2 separate regions of the Homo sapiens genome follow, and region 1 is linked to region 2. The links are chromatin contacts, found by POLR2A ChIA-PET in ENCODE. All regions are on one chromosome and are shown on one strand. The core of a region is the stretch at or near the end of the contact, and the rest is flanking DNA. Distances in the headings are between cores, read along the strand shown. Region 1 has its middle 36 kb from the start of LINC02072. Region 2 overlaps SPAG9 (sperm associated antigen 9).

Evidence for each region. ChIA-PET counts read pairs that join two places held with the same protein, here RNA polymerase II (POLR2A).
Region 1: POLR2A ChIA-PET joins it to region 2 with 22 read pairs in A673. The contact joins two enhancer-like sites. POLR2A ChIA-PET finds 5 or more read pairs at or near these places in 3 of 52 experiments (A673, activated CD4-positive, alpha-beta T cell and activated T-cell).

Annotation. Positions count from the first base shown.
Region 1 is chr17:51,371,012-51,374,952 of GRCh38, forward strand. No RefSeq gene overlaps it. Among named protein-coding and RNA genes, the nearest start is that of LINC02072, 36 kb to the left of the region's middle. RefSeq lists a silencer at 2,857-3,151. Within about 2 kb of position 1,765, at least 3 of the 41 ENCODE cell types and tissues checked have a DNase peak (open chromatin) inside an H3K27ac peak, as active enhancers do.
Region 2 is chr17:51,027,776-51,031,620 of GRCh38, forward strand. All of the region lies in intron 6 of SPAG9 (sperm associated antigen 9), which reads right to left. Among named protein-coding and RNA genes, the nearest start is that of SPAG9, 91 kb to the right of the region's middle. Within about 2 kb of position 2,201, at least 4 of the 41 ENCODE cell types and tissues checked have a DNase peak (open chromatin) inside an H3K27ac peak, as active enhancers do.

The DNA of each region.
Region 1 (3,941 bases), core at 515-3,014, 340 kb after region 2:
GAACATAAGATACATGGAGGTTAAGGAATTTGCCTAAGGTCACAAATTAGGAAGTGGCAAAGCCAACCAGGAACCCCGGCAGCCGGGCACCAGAGCCCAAGCTCTGAACCGCTACTGGGCCATCTGCTTCTCTGCTTGTCAGTGGCATGGAGAGATGGCTGCAGGGACTTGCCCCGTATACTAATGCTGGTAGTTCAGAGTGGCTGCATTTGGGGTGACTTTTGACTTTAGTCTTTAAATTCTTCAGTCATGTTTCAATTTTTTTTTTTTTTTTTTTTGAGACAGAGTCTGGCTCTGTCGCCCAGGCTGGAGTGCAGTGGCTCAATCTCAGCTCACTGCAACCTCCGCCTCCTGGGTTCAAGCGATTCTCCTGCCTCAGCCTCCTGAGTAGCTGGGACTACATGTGCGCGCCACAACGCCTGGCTAATTTTTTGTATTTTAGTAGAGACGGGGTTTCACCATTTTGGCCAGGATGGTCTCGATCTCCTGACCTTGTGATCCGCCCACCTTGGCCTCCCAAAGTGCTGGGATTACAGGCATGAGCCACTGCACCCGGCCTAAATTTGTAAATGATGGGCATGTATCATTTTTATAATAGCTAAATAAAAAAACCAGTTGCAGAGAATCCCCAAAGCATATGATTTGGGGAATGGTAAACAGAGAGCAGGACGCTTTTTTTTTTTGGTGGTGGGTGGTGGGGGCAGACAAAGGAACTCTGATTTTGACCATCATCTCGTGGTGCTCTTGGGAGGCTCATCATTGGTTGGGTCCTCCCCCATTGCCTTGTTGTCTCTCTGCCACAAGATGGCAATCACAGCACAAGGATGGATGGGCTTGCAGCCTCCAGGAAGGAACACTAAGCGTCTGTCTTCCAGCTACAGAGAAGTCTCCCTAATGCATAGTTGGGGGAAGGGGCTTTTAGAGAGGGATTGAAAAGCTGACATCCCCTGCTGACCCAAACTCCAGGCAGTCCGGCAGTCATAGTCAGACGCTTCCATTTGCAGTAACCCATAGCTCTTCCCAGAACAGAGCTACATTGTGCATTTTGCTTTCTGATGAAAGAGACATAGAGACAAAATGACACAGAGGTTTCCGGGCATAGAATGAGGCCAGTGAGCCTGGAGAATGGGTTATTTGTAATCTGTGGGGTTATTTATTCTGTGATGTGTATAGATTCTTTTTGTTCCTTGAGTAGAAATTGGTGCTGGTCTTCTAGATGCAGAGGCTACAAAACAAATCCCAGGGTAGGCAGCCAGTGGCTTTCTCTGGGGTCTTCCCAGGTGGATATCTGGGTAGGGCAGCTTCCACTGAGGCTCAGCTTTTGGGATGATTCCTAGGAGGAAGACTATCAGGAGAAAGACTGGGGGCTTGGTTCCTGTGGATAGGTGCATACACGAATGGAGAGGAAACTTTGAGTGGGGACCATGGCATTTCTACCACCTGAGATGCCCAGCTGGGCATACCTGGATTGGACTCAGGCAGGGGAAGTGAAGGCAGGACTCCTGTATTAGTTAACACTAGTGGCTATAACAGATAAAACTTAAAATCTCAGTGGCTTACCACAATAGAAGTTCATTTCCTGCTTGTGTAATGTTCAAAATGGCTGATCCCTGATCAGCTAGTGGGTAATTCTTCCTCAAATGGTGATAGAAGCACCCAACCTCCTTCCAACTTGGGACTCTTCCATTTTCAACACGTGGCTTCTACAGATTCTTACAAGAAGTAGAAAGAACATGGAGGAGCACACACGGGAGGCATTCCAGCCAGGCCCAGTGGGGATGGAAACATCACTTCCGCCTTCATTCCATTGGCCAGAAATGAGTCATGTGGCCATCCCTAACTACAAAAGAGGCTGGGAAATGTAGTCTAGCCTGTGCCCGGGAGAATGAGGAAGTAGGTTTTGTGTATAACCAGCCAATTTCTGTCCCAGACTCATTCTTTATATGGATGATAGAGTTTATCCCAAATAAATAATCAGGTTTGCACACACAGATATTCATGCACAAAGATGTTCATTGCTCTGTTATTATAAAAGTAAATGTTTAGAATCAATGTAAATGTTTATCTATAACGTGTTAAAGAACTTATAGTCTATTCACACAAAAGTGTCACACAGAAGTGTTGGAGGCAGACCCCAAAATCATGTGGTAGAAGAACATGTTGGCCCTTCAGACATCACAGTGCTTTGTTAAGTAGCAATCCCAGGAAGCCTCGGGGTTCACGTGAGGCACAAATAAATTCAAATAGGCAATACCTATTTTCATTTAAATGTTCTACGACTTAGAGTCATACACAAAATATTTACTTTAAATATAACCCTTTAAAATATTCTCTCTGTATTTCTAAGAACATATTTCCTCGAAAGCAAAATGTACAATTGAATTATATTGCAGACTTTGTAGGAGACTATTTAATTCACTTTTTATCTCCCTGGTTCAGTCTCTGACTCCCACCTTGAACCACAGCATCACAGGGCAGAGACTGTGTCAGGCTTGTTTACTGCTCCGCACACAGTGAGGCGCCTATAGCAGACATTTGGTAAATATTTATTGACTAAAGTTGAGTTGAATGGGATGATGTCAAATGAAAAAACAGCTGGAGTAAAAACAAGGGAAAACCATGAATGTATGGTATGATGCCAGCTATGTAAATAGAAGTTCATATATGCATATGAAAAGACTGCAAGAGAGCATTTCAGCACAATAGGATTGCCTCTTGTTCTCTCTTTCACTTAGGGTTTCCTTTATTTTCCATTTCTTTTACAGTGAACCATTTGCATAATCATTTACAGCTATCATTTACATAGTCAAGATTAAAATTTAAAAATGTTGCTGTAGGGACCACAAATGTACTTCGGGGAAGGTGTCACAGGGTGAGGGATACAATACTTCCTGGAGGTGATGGACAGGTAGGTGTAGGAGCTACTTACATCATGTATGCTTAGACCCTTGGTCTGGGAACTGGGCCAGAGCCCAGGCTGGATGCAGGGAGCTGGGAGCACTTCTTTGTCGCATCTTCATCCTGACCCCCCTTGACTCTCCCTTTCAAATGTGAGCCTGTCCTTCATCTGTGCTGATGGTAGTGTAGGTTTCACCTTGGGGGAGAGGTGTGGGTAGGCTGTCATCACAGCTTGGGTAGGTGGTTTTGTATCCCTTCTGGAAGGCTCCCCACCCTCCTAGGTTTGCCAGTAAAATACAGGACAAAGGTTGAATTTGAATTTCAGATAAACAATGAACAATATTTTAGTATAAATATGTCCTAAATATTGCACTCTTTGTATAACATCACCAAACTAAAGAGCCTTGTTTTGGTGAAATGCCTGCTTTGTAAACAATGGAGAAATTGCACAAGCCTTGTCGGTGGGTACCCGATGCCCAGTAACGTCAGCTTCTTGACTTCCTCTGCACACTTCCCTTCCCTCTTCTCAGTCTCTACCTTCTTCCCACAGGACTGCCAGCAGCAGCATCTGAACCGAAGGCTGCATTGCCTGTCTCAGGGTATGTGACTTTGGGATGTTTTTCCTGGAGAAGCCCACCTGGGGTGAATCAGGCCCTGAAAACTCCTATGGGTAGCTTTTGAGGGTTCATCCCTTCCTGGACAGCTCCTTTTTTCTGGCCAATTGTGCCCCTTATTGGGTTGCCATCTCCTAGGCCTCTCTTTCCCCAGGTCCTCCTCAATAAGGTTGCAAGTTTCCCAGCTTCTCCTGGAGTCTCTTTTCTCTGAAAGCAGCATCCTGCCTTATTGAAGTTTTCTCAAGACAGCCCACATTTTTAGGGGAATAGACCTGGATAAAAATGACAAACATTTCCATTGTAATACATTTCTGAGACATTTAAAAACATTCACGAAAGCCATCCTGTGGTGTGCTGGCATTGAATGGGGAGTAGGGGGGAAAGAGGGTTTGGGAGGGGGTGTACGGTAAGGAAAAGACACCTTGCAGT
Region 2 (3,845 bases), core at 951-3,450:
GTATTTACTAAAATTTTCATTGTTATTTTAAAGTATACTCCTCCTTCTACTTAAAAATAATAATAAAGTTAACTATAAAACAGCCTCAGGTAGGTCCTTCAGGAAGTACTCTAGAAGAAGGCACTGTCATCATAGGAGGTGATAGCTCCATGTGTGTCATTGCTCCTGAAAACTTTCCAGTGGGACAAGATGTGGAGGTGGAAGATACTGACATTGATGATCCTGACCCTGTGTAGGCCAAGGCTAATAATATGTGTGTGTCTTGGTTTTTAACAAAAAAGTTTAAAAAGCAAAAAAAAAAAAAATTTTTTTTAAATAGATAAAAGCTTATAGAATAAGGATATAAAGAAAATATTTTCATAGAGCTATACAATGTGTTTGTGTTTTAAGCTAAACATTATTACAAAAAAATCAAAAAGGTAAAAAAATTTAAAGTTTATAAAGTAAATAAGTTACAGTAAGCTAAGGTTAATTTATTATTGAAGAAAAAAATTAAATAAATGTAGTATAGTTTAAGTGGACAGCATTTTATAAAGTCTACAGTAATGTCCAGTAATGCTCTAGGCCTTCATATTCACTCACTGCTCACTCACTGACTCACCAAGAGCATTTGCAGTCCTGCAAACTCCATCCATGGTAAGTGCCCTATAGAGGTATACCATTTTAAATTTTTCATATTGTATTTTTACTGTATCTTTTCTATGTTTAGGTACACAAAATAGTTACCACTGTGTTACAACTGCCTACAATATTCAGTACATGCTGCACAGGTTGCAGCCTAAGAGCAACAGGCCATACCATATAGTTCAGGTGTGTAGTAAGCTATACTGTCTAGGTTTGGGTAAATTCACTCTATGATGTTCCTACAACAAAATCACCTAAGTACACATTTCTCAGAATGTATCTCTGTTGTTAAGCGACACATGACTATGTATGCAAACAAGGGAAAATTCTTAAGAGGTCCTAATTGAAAAGCATTTATTATGAATCATTCAACATAAAGTTCCAGGGGAGTTGCATGCTGTCATTTCACATTCAATCTGTGGCTTCTTGACACTGCAAATTCCTATTTTATATTAGACTTTACAGGTCACTTGCCAGGTTGTGCTGTTTTGGCTAATACTCTTGACTGCAAATGACCACTAGCCTATCAAATCCTATTGTCTGACATCATTAAGATATCTTTTTCAATGGCATGAGTGGTGGCAAACATGGAGACTTACGCAGTCATCAAGTCTCTTTCTAACATATTTATTTTATAGCCCCATTTTCCCCTTTAGAGCCTTTAGGGAACTGCCACATCATAGGTGTACATGTCACTAGAGAATGTTCACAAAAAGCTAGTACAAGATTTGGAAGTGCATATAAAAGAATGGCATGTCTGTGCATATTTAAATTGTGCTTTGAAAAAAAATAGATGTAACACAAATGGCCAAAAAGCATATAAAATGATGATCAACACCACTAATCACTGGAGAAATGCAAATCAAAACCACAATGAGATATCATCACCTGGCCCCCATCAGGATGACCACTATCAAGAAAAAGAGGATGTGAATACATTAGACACTTGTGCATTGTTGGTAGGATTGTAAAATGATGCAACCACTCTGGAAAACAGTATGAAAGTTCCTAAAAACATTAAAAATAGAACTACCATATCATCCAGCAATCTCACTTCTGGGTATGTATTCACAAAAGCATTATTCGTAACAGCCATAAGGTGAAACCAACCCAAATGTCCATTAACAAATAAATAAACAAAATATGGTGTACACATACAATCAAATAAATATTACTCAGCCTTAAAAAGGAAGGGAATTCTGTCACATGCTATAACATGAATGAACCTTGAGGACATTATGCTAAATGAAATAAGCCAGTCTCAAAAAGACAAACACTACATAATTCTATTTATGTGCGGTATTTAATATGTGACATCAAATTCATAGAAACATAAAGTAAAATGGTAGTTTCCGGGGCTACAGTAGTTGGAAAGGAAGTTATTATTTAATGAGTGCAGAGTTTTAGATTTGCAAGATGAAAAAGCTCTGGTGCTGTTTTACAATAATATGAATATACATAACACTATTGAACTGTATACTTACACTATTGAACTATATACTTAAAAATGGTTAAAATGGTCATTTTTTTCCTCCCTGTGGAGACCACATCAGAGGTCATAAGATGGTAATTTTTATGTGTTTTTACCACACACACAAAATAAACGTCATTACTTTCAGTTTCACTTGAGATACTGCAGTAAAAGCAATCTGGTCTTTGTGCCATTTTCTTATGGGTTTTAAATATCAGGCTAAAAGTCTATAAGCTCTTCAAAATATTTTCAGTTGTTCCATTTACCAAATGCACCATGTGCTTAGTGCTATACAGAATATATATGTCATGGATTATCTGGCATTGCAGCATAACTATTTTCTAACAGACTATAAACTATGTTTACAACTAGAGAAAATGAATTATCCCATTCAGTTCAACTTACAGACACTACATGCCAATGTAGTGTTTTCCTGAGTAGCCTAACTTCTGAAATAAGTCATATAAAGGCAAGCAACTCTGCTACCTAAGTTTGTCTCTTAGATTTGAGGGTTTTAAGCCAAATGAAAATAAAGACAAAACTACAAACAAGTAACTAGCCCCACATAGGATCCCTCACTATTAACACAAATATACTTTTATACCTACATTTCTTTCTCCCCAAGTAAAAGTAAGTCTCTAAAGCATTGGTTCTTAAAACTCTTTTGATTTACAGCTATGTGGCATAAAAGAGTTACAAAATGGTGTGTACATACATTCTTCTGGAGAGTTTCAAATAATTTGACTCCTAAGAGTCTGTGACCCAAAGGAAACACTAAAAACCTTAACTCTAGATACTCACATTTAGGTAAAATCCATCTAAGTGTAAACAGAATGGTAGCTTCAAGAGAATTCAAATTATTAAAGGAAAGGTATGAATGTCCTAACTCTGAGTATATTTCAAAGGAAGAGGATACTGTTTCACTGTTGATGCTAGAGGGCTTCCATGGACCCAGGTCAACCCCTGACCTAGCACGTAGGAGAAAGTCACAGATATCCTGTTATCCCCAGTGCCCAGCATATCAAGCCTGACATGTAGCAGGCTTTTTTTTTTTTTTTTTTTGAGATGGAGTCTCGCTGTGTTGCCCAGGCTGGAAGGCAGTGGCACCATCTTAGCTCACTGCAACCTCCACCTCCCGGGTTCAAGCAATTCTCCTGCCTCAGACTCCTAAGTACCTGGGATTACAGGTGTCTGCCACCATGCCTGGCTGATTTTTGTATTTTTAGTAGAGACAAGATTTCACCATACTGGCCATGCTGGTCTTGAACTCCTACTCCTGACCAAGTGATCCGCCTGCCTGGGCAGAGTGCTGGGATTTCAGGCATGAGCCACCACACCTGGCCTGTAGTAGGCTCTTAACAGATGTTTGATGAATAAAGCTGGATGGTGCCCTGACTGGAGATGAAGAACTCTATTAAACTAAGGAAGCAGTCCACTGTAAGATGACACACTAGGCCACATTCAGGACAAATACAAGTTACATACATTATGCCCTGAAGAAGGTATTTCTGGAAAGTATACCATTACATAGAGCTGGATAAATGCAAACAGGCTGAATTTCACAGAATTTACTTATATTTTCTTTCCTTTATTTAAAAATGCTTACTTTGGGGAAGGAATAAATTACAGATTGCAGTAAAGCCCTGACAACCACTACAGTGGAAATAATTTTCTTTTATATTTCAGTGAATTACAACAATAGTCTTCCAAGCTGAGCATCTGATGTCTTGAGAATAGCAGTTGAGGAAGT